Linked DNA regions of Homo sapiens: region 2 is linked to region 1. Evidence: chromatin loops called from intact Hi-C (ENCODE). Cell type or tissue: heart right ventricle. All regions are shown on one strand. Links, peaks and the distances in the headings refer to the core of each region. The heading gives the core; the rest is flanking DNA. Region 1 has its middle 16 kb from the start of MTMR12. Region 2 overlaps MTMR12 (myotubularin related protein 12).

Region 1 (8,112 bases), core at 1,355-6,354:
CGAGGAGCATTTTACTGTGGCAGATGGTTGAAGCATAGCCAGTTGCATTTCCTCCTCTTGGGAGTCACTTGAAGCAGCCTATTTGTGTGTCTTACTCATATGTATCTAACAGGTGCTTAGCACATAGCAGGAATTTAATAAATATTTTCACCTGAGTGAGTGAAATGGCATTCATTAGATGAAACGCAGAGAGGCCAGTGACTGACTCAGCACAGAAGCAAGAATTAAAACTCTAGGTAGGTGTGATGGCTCACACCTGTAATCCCAGCACTTTGGGAGACTGAGGCGGATGGATCACCTGAGGTCAGGAGTTCAAGACCAGCCTGACCAATATGGAGAAACCCTGTCTCTACTAAAAATACAAAAATTAGCCAGGCGTGGTAGCTCATGCCTGTAATCCCAGCTAGTCGGGAGGCTGAGACAGGAGAATCACTTGAATTTGGGAGGTGGAGGTTGTGGTGAGCCGAGATTGTGCCATTGCACTCCAGCCTGGGCAACAAGAGCGAAACTCCATCTCAAAAAAAAAAAAAAAAAAAAAAAAACCAGAAACCAAAACTCTAGCACCCTGGTTAGACCTGCAGTTTTCTTTTCTTTTAATTTTTATAGAGAGAGGGTTTCAGCATGTTGGCCAGGCTAGTCTCAAACTCCTAGGCTCAAGCAATCTGTTGGCCTTGGCTTCCCAAAGTGTTGAGATCACAGGCGTGAGCCACTGCACCGGGCCTCCTGCCTGCACTTTTAAGTGGATACAAACTAGGACCTGTTTTTATGTATATATAATTTGTATATATATTCAAGGACTAAAATGCCTCTTGCCAAAATTCACCTTTAGCAAATGGTCTGGTGTCTGCAGACTTCTCTCTTCTTTCACTGGAACTAGAAAATTTCTTAGCCTCTTACTGCAACAAAGGGTCTTTCAGCCCTCCTGTGAAGATGGTGAGGAGCAGACCTGGATGAAAAAGCATTTGGATTGTTCTTAATCTTGTGGTGTCATAATATGAGGGCCTGCTGGGAAGACTTTGTGGTGATTTATTGATTTTTGTTTGTTTGCTTTCATTTTTTTGCTGTTTCAAAAAATACACAACCTAAGCTGGTCGCATGGTGGGAGACTTGAGGAGCCTACTCTTTGTGATCTGTATTCTGCCTTCTTCAAAGCACAAGTTAATGACCTGGTTGGTTTATTCATCAAGTAGGGGTTACCAGTGGTCACTGTGACTCACCTCTTAGCCTCTCCTAATAAGACTGGAAGTTCTCAAGAGCAGGGATGGTCTCCTTTATCACGAGCACCTAACCAACCACTGACACTACAATATTAAGTGAGTCCTCAGTGAGGACTGCAGAAATGAGGACTCTCATCCATTAGGGTGTGAGTGTCAACTGATGGGACAAGAGGAAAGGTAATTTTGCAATGTACATCAAAAATTGTCTCACGGCCTGGTGCAGTGGCTCATGCCTGTAATACCAGCAATTCAGGAGGCCAAGGTTGAGGGGAACACTTGAGGTCAGGAGTTTGAGACCAGCCTGGACAACATAAAAATTAGCCAGGTATGATGGTGTGTGCCTGTAATCCCAGGTACTTGGAAGGCTGAGGCAGGAGAATTGCTTGAACCCAGGAGGCTGAGGTTGTAGTGAGCTGAGATTGGGCCACTGCACTCCAGCCTGGGTGACAGAGCAAGACTCTGTCTCCAAAATAAATAAATAAATAAACCATCTCAGGGCTTTGACTTCTAAAAGTTTAGCCTACAGATATACATGTGTAAAGGTTGTAAAGTTTCATGGTTGGAGGCAGATATTCTGGACTCAGACTGCCTAGGTTCAAGTCCTGCCTCCACCAGTTACTAAATATGTGACCCTTAATGATGCATTTATCTTCTTGGACCTCAATTTTCTCACCTATAAAAGTGGTTGTGAGGATGATAATGGGAACTACCTCACAGGATTGAATGAGTTAATAAATATAACGTGTTTAGAGTGTTGACATATATTATATGAAAGCCAAGATACAGTGAGTGATTAAAGCAAGGGGCAGAGCAGTATGCATCTGTAAAAACGGGTGGATTATAGACTACATGTATCTCTTTTTTTCTTTTTCTTTTTCTTTTTTTTTTTTGAGACAGAGTCTAACTCTGTTGCCCAGGCTGGAGTGCAATGGCACGATCTTGGCTCACTGCAAACTCCACCTCCCGGGTTCAAATGATTCTCCTGTTTCAGCTTCTGAGTAGCTGGAATTACAGGCACATGCCGCCATGCCCAGCTAATTTTTGTATTTTTCAGTAGAGACAGGGTTTCACCATGTTGGCCAGGCTGGTCTTGAACTCCCAACCTCAGGTGATCCTCCCCCCTCGGCCTCCCACAGTGGTACCTATCTCTTTATATTTGCATAGAACGTCTTTGGATATATACAAAGGGAACTATAACATTCATTGCTTTTAGAAAGGGAAATTGGGGCCAGGCGTGGTGGCTTACACCTGTAATCCCAGCACTTTGGGAGACCGAGGTGGGCAGATCACGAGGTCAGGAGATTGAGACCACCCCAGCTAACACAGTGAAACCCCGTCTCACTACAAATACAAAAAATTAGCCAGGCGTGGTGGCGGGCGCCTGTAGTCCCAGCTACTCGGGAGGCTGAGGCAGGAGAATGGTATGAACCCAGGAGGCAGAGCTTGCAATGAGCCGAGATCGCGCCACTGCACTCCAGCCTGGGTGACAGAGTGAGACTCCATCTCAAAAAAAAAAAAAAAAAAGAAAAGAAAGGGAAACTGGGCCAGCCACGGCGGCTCATGCCTGTAGTCCCAACACTTTGGGAGGCTGAGGTGGGTGGATCGCTTGAGCTCAGAAGTTCAAGACTAGTCTGGGCAACATTGTGAAACCCTATCTCTACAAAAAATACAAAAATTAGCCTGGCGTGGTGGCACATGCCTGTAGTCCTAGCTACTTGGGAGGCTGGGGCAGGAGGATTGCTTGAGCCCAGGAGGTGGAGGTTGCAATGAACTTAGATCACACTACTGCACTCCAGCCTGGGTGACGGAGTAGGCCTCTCTCTCAAAACAAACAAACAAACAAACAAACAAACAAACAAACAAACAAAAGGAAACTGGGTGTTTGGAGAAATTATTGGAAAAAAAATGCCCTTTTTAAACTTTTGGATTTTGAGCCATGAGAATTATTTCCTAGCCCCAACAGTAAATAAATTAATTTTTTTTGCTGTCTCAGTGTAGCTTTTTTTAACTGAGGTGAAAGTTGTATAAGATAATATTAGCCATTTTATAGTAGGAATTAAAATAATCTAAATTTTAACATTAAAACATGAGCCTTTACCAAGAACTTTACCATTTTCTGTTTCTGCCTGTCTTGGCGTGGGTCGCCAAGTCATCCCATCCAAATGTCTACTCTCAGTGCTACCAGCTCTTTTAATATCTTCCTTAGAGACTGTTGGAAGTGGTCTAGAGTTAGACTCTTTCTGAATTCTTTTTTTTTTTTGGAGACAGAGCCTTGCTCTGTTGCCCAGGTTAGAGTGCAGTGGCGTGTTCTCGGCTCACTGCAACCTCCGCCTCCCAGGTTTAAGCGATCCTCCCACCTCAGCCTCCCAGGTAGCTGGGATTACAGATGTGTACCACCATACCTGGCTAATTTTTGTATTTTTAGTAGACACAGGGTTTCGCCATGTTGGCCAGGCTGGTCTCGAACTCCTGGCCTCAAGCTATCCACCCGCCACAGCCTCCCAAAGTGCTGGGATTACAGGCATGAGCCACCACGCCCTGCCCTCTTTCTGAATTCTTTTTTTTTTTTTTTTTTTTTTTTTTGAGATGGAGTCTTGTTCTGTCACCCAGGCTGGAGTGCAGTGGCGTGATCTCGGCTCACTGCAACCTCTGCCTCCCTGGTTCAAGCGATTCTCCTGCCTCAGCCTCCCGAGTAGCTGGGATTACAGGCACTCGCCATCATGCCTGACTAATTTTTGTATTTTTGTAGAGATGGGGTTTTACCATTTTGGCTAGGCTGATCTTGAACTCCTGACCTCAGGTGATCCGCCTGGCTCGGCCTCCCAAAGTGCTGGGATTACAGGCCTGAGCCACCATGCCCGGCCTCTTTCTGAATTCTTAAGCATCTAGAATCTGTTTGCTATCTTAGTCTGTCCACGTGAATATGTCTCGGATTGACTGGTATAGGTCCGTGTCTTTTCTTCTTGAGAGCTACTGCGAGCTCCTCACGGTCAAAGTCCCCTCCTGCGCTCCCCAATATGCCCTGTTCCCAAAGTGCCGTCCTCAGTGCTTTGAGTAGATCAGCAGATGGACAGAAAAGCCTTCAGGACTTGACTGAACCATGGGAGCCGCGGGGACGAGGACACTGTGCCCTCTACAGGACGATTTCAAAAGTGGTGGCAAGAAAGGTATTCTCAGCACAGACTGGGAAATTCTCCCACGTAGCTGCACAGCATAAAGGAAAATGACAAAGGAGGCTGGGCCTGGTCCTTCCCTGCCCTCTGTCACCAGGCCTCCTCTGGGCACACTTACTGGGCCCACAACCACATCAGGCATGGAGTGGAAACTCGGCTTGAGCTGCAGGCCACCTGGGCGCTATAGAACTGTAACTCCCAGGGCTGGGAGAAAACTCATTTTGAAGGTGGGGTCACAGGGCCCAGAGAAGTAAAACAACTCGCCCAGGATCACAGTGCTGGTCAGTGCCACCCTGACACTTACTCCGACCATGTAACTTCTGAACCTTGATTCTAAGCCAAGTGGTCTGATGTAGGCAACTGAATGTGGTTATTTCTGAGCTTTTTCTTTGTCAATCCAGGCCTTATGAGCCAGTCACAGTTCATTTCCAGCTCCTCTCTCTGTTTTCCTCCCTCTCCCCTTTGGGCTGAATTGAAGGCTCTAGGAGTGCGCAGAGCCTCTATTTGGGATGGGATGGGTGGGGTTGCCCATCTCCCTGACTTGGGTCCCAGGGCTGGGCTTGTCCATTCCTTGGCAGGGAAGGTGCTTGGCTTGGAGGGTGCTAACTCAGGCCTGCCATCACTCCTTCCTGCTCCCGTGCAGCTCGCTGCTTCCTCAGAGATGCAGCTAAGTCCTTTCTCACCCTTTGGCTGGCTTATGCCATGTCCTTGAACCGGTGTGCTCATTTCCTCTGCTGGGCGGCCTCCCAGTTGCACCTTGGCTCTCTCTCCTAATTACTTGCTGTGTCTCACTTGAGGGCCGTGGAAAACTTGGGAGACATAGAGACAAGCTCTGCAGCACCTGGAAAGACCATGGCTCCATTTCAACCACTCCATACCATGCGTATGCATGTGTGTGTGTGTGTGCATGCAAGTATGTGTGTGCGTGCGTGTGTGGCAGGGTCGAGGGAGTTGGTCAGGAGGTCCATCAGCTACAAAACTCTCAGACAGAGGTGCAGGACTCAGGCCCCTTCTTCTCTCATATCCCCCAAATGACAGGCAAACTGTGGGGAGGTGATAAGTGGAATGACACTACCTCCTTCTCCCTGCGCTCTTTCCAGACCTGTCTCTCTCCTGGCTCAGAGCCCTCATGGTGCGTGTATGTGTATGTGTGCCTGGTCATGTTGGGAGGGAAGAGAGTTGGGATGTAGGAGAGGGAAGTAGCAGCTAGAAAAACCTGTTGTGCTCCCCATTTAAATTTCTCTTGACTCATTCCAGGATAATAGAGGTCAAGTTCAGGCATCTGACTTAGGGATGATCTCCATCCAGGAGGGAGGAATGAAGAAGCTTGTTGATGTCTCAAATTATTAAGATTGACACAATTAAATGCTTTACATGTCATTCAATCAAACAAAGGCTGCGCATCACAAATAAAAATAATGTGTTCTTCTGGATTTTATCTGAGATCAAAGCATGAAGTTTAGATCTGAGAATTTCTGGCTGGGCTGAGCTGATCAGGGAAGGGTGAGAACAACCAGGCTGTCTGTTCTTCAAGTTGAAGGAAGATGACACTGAGACAATCTTCTCTTCCTTCCAAATTTTGTTCAGGGCTGAATAGGGTTTGAAAACCTGGAAGAAGAATGAGAAGACGCCTCTTTTCCGCAGAGGAGGGCTGCTGGTGTTTGGAGCCTAATGATCTTAGAAAGAAGGAAGCTGTTGCTGACTTAGGGGTTGGGAGAACCTTCTCAAATAAAAACAGGCCAGGCGTGCCTCCCTGCTGGGATACTGGATCTTTGCTTAAAGTGCAGTTAGACCTGTTTTGGGCTTGGCTAACCGTTCCTACTCACTGAAGAGCTGAAGGGCTTATTGTTCAGGTGGCTGTAAAAGAACCCGGAGGTTGTGAAAGGCCCACTGTTTAATATTTGTAAAGGTCATCTGCCTCAAGGTTAAAATGTAATCAAACAATTTTTTTAAAAATCCTTTTTGTCCAAAGGTAAAAAAGAGAACATAAGGAATAGAAATTGTTAAGCTGCAAAGAAACATCTCTGTATTTTATAGACTAACTTTTCTGCTTGGGCGTTGTTCATGATCAGCCATTTCCCTGTCCCCCTACCTCCCTCCAGAACACTGGAGTCTATTCACCATTCATTCACCTGGCCTCTGGAACGGGTTCTGAGAGCAGCCAAGTACAGCACCAAACAAGGCAACCTCAGACACTGCAAATATCTTACACACGTTTAAGTTGTCTGAAAAGAAGTTTTATGGCTTAGCTGAACTGGGAGCCAGAAAGGGGGCGGGGAGCGGGAGGAGTCCATTTATTTTCTCACCTCATGTGAGACGACATCAACTGAAAAGAAAATGACAAGAGAAACTCAGTTTGGAACAACGTAGGGGCAGAGAAGTAATCCATTCATTTTTAGAAAGCTCTGTTCTCCTTTTTTACTGGTCTCTTCATGTCACCAAGACAACACCTTTCCCCATCCCAGAGGAAAGACTCTGTCACACTCGGTCAGAGAAGAAGCATCTCACAAAGGTCTGTGAGGCTGAACTCAGAAAAAAAGCAGGACATGCATATATGTGGGGAGGTGAGAGCAAGGACTTTGCTCTGGAGGTTACTGTTGGTTATAACACAGGGAGAAGTCAAAGACAAGACAAGAAGGACGGGTTGGAGCCACAGTTGATGGGGCTTTGAATACCATGCTAAAAAGTTTGCAATTTATCCTTAAGCATGTTGCAATTTATCCTTAGGATAAGTTTTACGCCTTTTAAATTTAAAGTTTATGTTATATTTTATTTTGAGACAATGTCTCACTATGTTGCCCAGGCTGGTCTTGAACTCCTGGCCTCAAGCCATCCTTCTGCCTCAACCTTCCGAATGGCTGGGACTTACAGGCATGCACTACTGTGCCCAGCTTACAGCTTTAAAAAAAAGAGAATTATTAAGTCATCATTATTTAAGAATTATTAATTAATTCACTATTAAGTAGGAAAAATAATTACAGAAATCCTAGAAACTAGATATTAGCAATTTTAATCAAATAGAAATCAAAATCCCAAAGAAAACAAGCCATAATCATACTACACAGGGTAAACACAAGAACATTTTGGGGAAGAGTGGTCTATATGTATATTCATGTCTATTCAAACAAAAAAGAATAATGATTTACACCTGTTTTTTTGTTTGGTTGTTTGTTTGTTTGTTTTGAGATGGAGTCTGGCTCTGTCATCCAGGCTGGAGTGCAGTGGTGCGAGCTTGGCTCACTGCAACCTCTGCCTCCCAGGTTCAAGCAATTCTCCTGCCTCAGCCTCCCGAGTAGCTGGGATTACAAGTGTGTGCCACCACGCCCGGCTAATTTTTTTATTTTTAATAGAGACGGGGTTTCGCCATGTTGGCCAGTCTGATCTTAAACTCCTGACCTCAAGCGATCCACCCACCTCGGCCTCCCAAAGTGTTGGGATTACAGGCGCGAGCCACCGCGCCCAGCCTACACCTGGTTTTATGACCTGATTTTTTTTCATCAAACATTATAAAGTAGATTTCTTCATGTGTTATTCGCCTACATAGTTATTTCGTCTTTTCCTGACCTAACATTCCTGAGGAGTTGACACATCTCATGAGTAACAGGGATTGAAAAAGGAATGATATTTAAAAATGAGGCACTCCCCTTTAATTAATTAATTAATTAATATATATACAGGGCCTCACTCTGTCATCCAGGCTGGAGTTTAGTGGTACAATCATG
Region 2 (8,112 bases), core at 1,047-6,046, 54 kb before region 1:
GGTTTACAGCTAGGACCCCTGCTGAGACCCCCTACTGTCCCAGAATGTGGACCCACTCAGCACCTAGTAGTCTGGAGAACATCATAAATGATCACTGAATGATTTCTGAAGATGCCCCGAATACAAAAACATTCGGAAGTGGAACAGAGAGAGGCTTGGCAGGAGAGGCTTGTTTAGTCAGCAGAAAAGACATCTTAATGCAATACAACAGACCTTTTTATCAGAGCAGCCTATAAAGTAAAACCTACACAGCTAACTCTGATATCAAAAAGTCTGATCAACATCTAGCATATAATGGTGTCGTGTGAAGTATTAAAAAGAACAGGTTCCAAGTTCAGGTCCAAACTCCTCTAGCTAAGTGACCTTATATAAACCACTTTACATCTCAATTTTAGCATCTATAAAACAGATTTAAACAAGATGATATATGTGAAAAAATTTTTAAAAATTATAAATGGTCATAAAAATATTATTATCATTATCACCTATACTCTCAAAGGTTGCCAACACCCCAGGGAAAAACAGATACTTACCTCCATAAATCTGATCAACACAGTGGAGTGTAATGTCATTTTCTCCTATAACCTTATTCTTAAATTGAGTTTCCTAGAAGATTCAAAAGGAAACAACTGTGACTCCTCTGCATACTGTTAGACATTTATAGGCAGAGTAAATCACCATTCTCTACTTGGATATTAAGAAAAATGGGGGGCCGGGTGCAGTGGCTCACACCTGTAATCCCAGCACTTTGGGAGGCCGACGCGGGCGGATCACGAGGTCAGGAGATCGAGACCATCTTGCCTAACACGGTGAAACCCCATCTCTACTAAAAATACAAAAAATTAGCCAGGCTTGGTGGTGGGCGCCTGTAGTCCCAGCTACTCGGGAGGCTGAGGCAGGAGAATGGCGTGAAACCAGGAGGTGGAGCTTGCAGCCAGCCGAGATCGCACCACTGCACTTCAGCCTGGGTGACAGAACGAGACTCTGTCTCAAAAATAAATAAATAAATAAATAAAAATAAATGGGGAAATGCAGCGACATTCCTAAAAAAGGGACGATGAAGTATGTGAGAAAAGCTCCTGAGATTCATTCTGAGACAGGGTTTAGTTCTGTCACTCAGGCTAGGCTGGAGTGCAGTGGGGCAATCTTGGCTCACTGCAACCTCCACCTCTCAGGCTCAAGCTAACTTTGCACCTCAGCCTCCTGAGTAGCTGGGACTACAGGCACACTCCACCACTCCTAGCTAATTTTTGTGTTTTTTTAGAGACATGATTTCCACATGTTGCCCAGGCTGGTTTTGAACTCCTGAGCTCAAGCAATCCACCTGCCTCAGCCTCCCAAAGTGCTGAGATTACAGGTAAGAGCCACCGCGCGTGGTCCAGAACATGCCATTTCTGGGCCCCTCCTAGGCAAACCCACCATGCCACACACAATCACTTTGAGAAGTGTGGGGAAGTTATGTACAGGTTAACATTTCTCCACACAAATGTGAACAGGGGATTGACAGAGCTACCTGAAGTCAGCTTCAGGAAGAACAAGAGATTCAAGTTTCTGGTGAATGCTCTCTTTGTACAGGACTATGAACCAAGCCCAAGGCCAGATGGAAGAGGCAGTACTGGTGCTGCTGTTTAAAAAACAAGGGTGATCTGGGACAGTTGGCACATTGGGGCCAGGATGTGCCTTGGTTGGGTTTCCACTAACATATGGTGCTCTCCTAGTGGTATGGGCAGTTCTCTCCTTACCTGATTGCTCATTCTTCATGAATAGGAACAAATTTCACAAGGCTACTGCTACTAGGTTCAGATTAAACATAAGGTGAGCCGGGTGAGGCGGCTCATGTCTGTAATCCCAGCACTTTGAGAGGCCAAAGCGGGTGGATTTCTTGAGCTCAGAACTTCGAGACCAGCATGGGCAACATGGCAAAACCCTGCCTCTACCAAAAATAACAAAATTAGCCAGGCGTGAATGTCACACGCCTATGGTCCTAGCTACTCAGGAGGCTGAGGTGGGAGGATTACTGGAGCCACGACTACGCCACAGCACTCCAACCTGAATGACAGAGTGAGACTCTGTCTCAAAAACAATTAAAAATAAAAAACAAAACAAAAACAGAGTGAACCCAAATTCAAAGGCTGCATTCACCATCGGTTTCATTACTGAACTCAGTTCCTGGGTTTAAGGAAGAGCTTAGTATAGAGAAAACGTGGGGAACTAGTATATTTGGAAGATGTTATTCCAGTGAGTGATATATATTGCACTGAAATACAGAAGAAAATTGAAAGTTGACACATGAGGTCAAAAGTAAGCCAGTATGACATGAGGCACGGGTGAGAAATTTCTTAACGGTCCTGCCACGGAAAGGAGACCCTGAACGACAGAGAGCAGGCCAGTGATGAGAAGGACTCCGTCCTTTGTGTGTATTTATGTGGGATGGTGGGGAGGGTGGGGATGATGGGAAGTGGAGTAACTGAGTAGCTGGGGGAAAAAAGACAACAGAGCTATTTTACAACTGTGCTATTCCCCCCAAACTTCACCAAATGCAGTTCATACATTCAGGATTTCTGTCCTTTGTGTTTATGTGTGTTAGGGGGTAGAGTAACTGAGAAGCTGGGAAAAAAAGACAACGGAACCACAACCACACTGTTGCCCACAAACTCTGCCAAATGCAGCCCATACATACATCATTATCCAATGCAGATTCATCATCACCCAAGAAGGCAATCTTGAAGTCTGTGCAGACAAGCCTCCCATAGACCCCATGCTGACAGGAATCTTCCTGGACATACTTCAGTACTGTGCTGGCTTCACAAAGCAGCTGTTCACCTGGTAGAAACCAAAACAGGTCCTCCTTAGAGTTCTCAGGGAACATACGATATGCAAACACTAAAGGCTTTCCAGCCCTATTTACATAAGGACAAACATACAATACAACACAGGGCTTTAGAACTTTACACTTTTCAGCATGGCAGGAGCTGCAAAAACATAAGAGAGAAGATGCGGCAGAGTGGAAACCACCAAGAAGTGAAATTGAAATGGCTCAGATACACCTCTGTGCAGGACATTTCTCTATCTTCTCACTGGGAATAATGGAAATTTCCAAATAGGTACTAATGATCTGAGCTGCACTTTCACGCAGAAATCTTAGTGTTTTCATTACTTTGACCCAAGCAGATGTTCCATAGAAGCAATACCCTAAGTGAACACAGATGGGCTTGCCCCAGTCTGCCCTAAAAAAACGCAGATCCCAAGCCCACTTTCCTGTGAGAGGGGGCAGCTTCTAATACTGGAAGTGCTGAGAGAGAGTGACAGTGCCTCCCTGGCCATGGGACTTCCAGGCAGCTTCCATAGATCCAGGAGGTGTTGCCGCCTTCCACAGCATGACCACCCTCGTTCTGGCTCCACGCTGGGAAAACAGAGGTCAGAGGTTTGTGGGGAAAAAACGTGTTTCCTCTCTTTCTTAGTTAAGCGTATTTCCTTTCAATGCGTCACCTCTCCTCCTCCATCTGCAGCACCCAGCCGACGTGAGAAGCTGCAGCCCCTGGAGACAGAAAGTATCCCTCCTTGCAGTCAAAAAGATGAGGATTAGGGAATAGGTCAGTATTCTCTGCCATCTGGAAGCAGAGGAGCTCACGGGGGCAGGCAAAAGAGAAGACTATGGGGGAAATGAAAAACTAAGTATAAATGTTTTGCAACAACAACAAAAAAAACCCAAAGGATTTTTCTTCTCATGCAACAGATAACCATCTTCTCCTTGGAATCTCCCACTTGATAGCTCCTTCAAGGTCTTTAAATTTACTTTTTGGCTCAAAATTTATTTAGTCTACCTTCAATATGAAAACGAACAGTTTCAGACACTCAGAAGGGACAAATATTATGGTGCTGTTCTCTCATCTTTCAAGGGGTTAATTACCTCTGGCTGAAACACTAAGGAAATACCGGAAGATGGCTCAGTCACTAGGTCAGCCTCTCAAGAGATCACAGTTTGAAGGAAATAATGAAGACAGGGCCTCATTAGGGTTTAAAATAGTCCCAGAAAAAGTGTCTCTGCCAAGTCCATGGGGGAAGACATGTAAGCAAGGCTTCCTGTGCTTTCACCTCCCAATACTTTTAATGGTGAAATACTTTTAATGGTGAGGCTCTCCCCAAGACCAGGCCAGCCCCGTCCCATGCTCATGTACTAGCGACCAGAAATTAGCATGCACTAGCTAATACAACATTCCTGGTGAGGCCCTCTGCAAACATGGCATGTTGTGCCATAATCAGCTGGTTTATACCAGATCACAGAGTCTAGAAGCACAAGAGTTGGGAGCTAGAAATGATCTTTGTCTAGTTTGTGAAACTAGGCTCAGAGAAGTTAACTGTGAACTCACCGCTGCACACCCACACCTAGATGAGACTGTGAAGTAATTCAGGAGGGGGGAGAATATGCATAATGCTAAGCTAAAAATAAAATTTCTGAATCTATAACACCAAGAAGAGAAAAACAAGAGGAGATAAGGTTTAAGTCATCACTATAGAAAAAAAGCCTTTGACATTTAAAAACATCAAAAAAAGTTATAGAATTCTTTTACCAAATAACGTGGATCAGTCAGAAACTTGCACAGATTTATATCCCCTCAATAAACTGGAATAAAATAAAAAGCAACAGAATAAAGCCTGTATTGTTTTGGGGAAATGTACCTTAAAGAACTTATTTTAAAAAAGCTATTTTGAATTAAGAAAAAGAAAGTAGAAAAAGAATTAAATACATGGATCACAGAATATCCCATATATGGAGAGGATACACCACCAAGTAGTTACTACTCCTGAACATGGAAATGACTAAAACTTAACTTAAGCTAAAGTCACTGTCCTCTACCTCAAAAATATTTAACCAATCCAGGCTCCTTCGCAATGACTGCAGGGCGAAGTGCTGGCAGCCCCAAGGCTGGTAAACCCCAGCATCCCCAGTACACGTGCTCACATGCACAAGTGGGTATGGACTGAGAGGTAAAGCCACCCACCAATGGTTGCCTTGGGAGGCCATAGCAGTTGAATTGTTTTCCTCAATTCCCTACAGATTGGGGATCAGCATACTGGAAGAGGCCATTAGAATGGCCTGAAAAAGTCCTCATTTGCTTGTGAAAGCAGTGAGAACATTCCAGGTTTATTTTCATCAGTTTGGGGGAAGAGGAAACAAGAAAAATTCTTTGCAGATGTTGTAATACTCAGACCCAGGTGTGTAGTTATTGAACTACAAACCTTGATATGTTTTTTCAATTCATTACTGTTATATGTGAGAAGATGAAAACAAAGGAGTTTAAATATAGCAAGGCTAGGGATGATGTAATTTATCATTGGCTTTGCCTTGCATAGGAGTTACTATGCTAACATGACAGTTACCTGGCAACAAGTGAAGAGTTACTTCCTTCTCTGTTACTTCCTTTTCGTTTGTGTGAATTTCCTAAAAGAGAAGAGCAAAGGATATTTTTCTTTGTTTAAGGGTTTAAAATGAATAACATTAAGCCATGCTTTCAGAATACACACTAAAATATCACATACCCTCAGGAGCTTTTCGTTTATGTTACAAGCTACTTTTTTTTTTTTTTTTTTTTTTTTTTTTTTTGAGATGGAGTCTCACTCTGTTGCCAGGCTGGAGTGCAGTGGCACGATCTCAGCTCACTGCAACCTCTGCCTCCCAGGTTCAAGTGATTCTCCTGTCTCAGCCTCCCAAGTAGCTGGGACTACAGGCGTGTGCCACCACGCCCAGCTAATTGTTTGTATTTTTAGTAGAGATGGGGTTTCACCTTGTTGGTCAGGATAGTCTTGATCTCTTGACCTTGTGATCTGCCCGCGTCAGCCTCCCAAAGTGCTGGGATTACAGGCGTGAGCCACCATGCCTGGCCCAAGCTAGATACTTTTTAAAAACAGGAAGTGTTCTAACTAAAGGAAGACAGAAAACTCCAAGTTATGGATATTTAATGTATTAAACTAATTATTTAGGACTGATAACTAGTAGCTGTCCCAAGTAGAGGGGGTGAGGTGGGCACTCCTTATCTCTCCTTATCTAAGGAACAACTTGAAGTGTCACATAGCAAAGCAAGGCTGCTCAAACACAGAATCTGAAATAAAAGAGATGGCCCAGCGTGGTGGCTCACACCTGTAATTCCAGCACTTTGGGTGGCCGAGATGGGCAGATAACTTGAGGTCAGGAGTTCGAAACCAGCCTGGCCAACATGGCAAAACCCCGTCTCTACTAAAAATACAAAAATTAGCCAGGCATGGTAGTGAGTGCCTGTAATCCCAGCTACTTGGGAGGCTAGGGCAGGAGAAACACTTTAATTCGGGAGGCAGAGGCTGCAGTGAGCCGAGATTATGCCACTGCACTCCAGCCTGGGTAACAGTGGGACTCTGTCTCAAAAAAAAAAGAAAAAGAAAGAAAGAAAAGAGACAACACGCCACAGCATGATCCCCTCTCCTTCCAGTGAGGATCAAGGGTTGAAAGCAAAAGATGATGTGTTCTTGAAAGAATATGGACACATAAATAAGGCCCAAAGGTAAGAATAGGAAAACATGAATGTATCAAGTCAGTATTGATCCAGCTAATCTACAGCACACCAGGGCTCAGTAAAGAGAGCTGGGACATTCTTTGTCCATTCAAAGTTACCTAAAACCACAAGACAGTGCCAAGGGATACAGTCATTTCTAACAGAGAATCAAGGCCAGTTTCTGGGTCACTGCTTCTCAGTAAAAATATATTCAAATGCCTCTACTTGGGGCTCAGTATTTATGGGATATTCAAAGATAATTAATTACAAACATGAATGAATGAATAGACCAAAGCAATGATCATATATGGCTGTTAACATAACAAAGAGAGGCACCATGGGCCTCCTAATAAAGTGTGCCACACCATCCAGGAAGTGTTCTTGCCAAAATATCTAACCTCAGTCTCCTTGAACTTCCACAGCAATCAGCCAATGTATCAGAAACACTGGGACAGAGAAACATGTCAAATAATACAGTGGGGATATAATCAGTCAAATTCTGACTGTGAAAAATTCTACAAGACACAACCAGTTTTGTCAACAAATAAAATCAGATTTTTTTTTTTCTTTGGTAGAAGGCCCTGGGTGGGAAATTTTCTGAATTTGTTAATTCAGACTGAAATATGGCATTAGAAGAAACTTGGGTACAGCCTATCTTGAGGCTGAAGAAGAATGTTAGGGCTTTTCCTGAGAACTCATTTTTGAGCATGGTATAAATTGGAGGTGACTAAGATGCCAGTAAACCAAGTCCCTCTGAGGCAGTGTGGTCAGATCACGTGGGAAGCTTGTTATCTAAACACTCTCTGGCACCCATAAGCCTGCGGACTTATAGTGCAGGGATGCAGGCTGGCTCTCTGATTTTGTAAAAAGCTCCCCAGATGATTCTGATGTACTGGTCTGGGGCTTAAGCAAGAGGAACTATTCCTGCATGTTAAAAGCTACGACTGTTTTGGTAATTTAAAAATTCTTGGCCAGGTGTGGTGGCTCACGCCTGTAATCCCAGCACTTTGGGAGGCCGAGGTGGACGGATCACCTGAGGTCAGGAGTTCCAGACCAGCCTGACCAACATGGAGAAACCCCGTCTCTACTAAAAATACAAAATTAGCCGGGGTGTTGGTGCATGCCTGTAATCCCAGCTACTCGGGAGGCTGAGGCAGGAGAATCACTTGAACCCGAGAGGCAGAGGTTGCAGTGAGCCGAGATTGTGCCTTTGCACTCCGGCCTGGGCAACAAGAGCGAAACTCTGTCTCAAAAAAAAAAAAAAAAAAAAAAAAAAAAAAAAAAAAAAAGTAAGTTATGGCTGGGCACAGCAACTCACACCTACAATCCCAACACTTTGGGAGGCCGAGGTGGGAGGACTGCTTGAGCCCAGGAATTTGAGACGGGCTTAGGAAACAGAGTGAGACTCATCTCTACAAAACAAACAAACAAAAAAATTAAAAAATCATCCAGGTATGGTAGTACACACCTGAAGTCCCAGGTACCTGGGAGGCTGAGGTGAAAAGATCACTTGAGGCCAGGAGGTCAAGGCTGCAGTGAGCCATGACTGCACCACTGCATTCCAGCCTGAGAAACAGAGCAAAAC

What was found. A loop is a pair of places that touch in the nucleus more often than their neighbours do. Peaks named below come from ENCODE experiments on the same cell type or tissue, not always from the same donor. Only the 100,000 strongest peaks of a DNase experiment are listed, where the experiment ranks them.
Region 2: it touches region 1 in a loop (2.1-fold over the local background); 32 of 110 quality-filtered maps call a loop at or near these places.

Annotation. Positions count from the first base shown.
Region 1 is chr5:32,325,199-32,333,310 of GRCh38, forward strand. No RefSeq gene overlaps it. Among named protein-coding and RNA genes, the nearest start is that of MTMR12, 16 kb to the left of the region's middle. In heart right ventricle, for the core only: a CTCF peak has its summit at 4,366 (motif pointing left); a DNase peak (open chromatin) is centred at 4,343; H3K27ac peaks cover 604 bases.
Region 2 is chr5:32,271,300-32,279,411 of GRCh38, forward strand. It overlaps MTMR12 (myotubularin related protein 12), which reads right to left. Exons shown (of 16, transcript NM_001040446.3): 2 at 5,383-5,443; 3 at 2,681-2,823; 4 at 534-606. Among named protein-coding and RNA genes, the nearest start is that of MTMR12, 38 kb to the right of the region's middle. In heart right ventricle, for the core only: no CTCF peak of the experiment used is centred there; a DNase peak (open chromatin) is centred at 3,462; H3K27ac peaks cover 3,596 bases.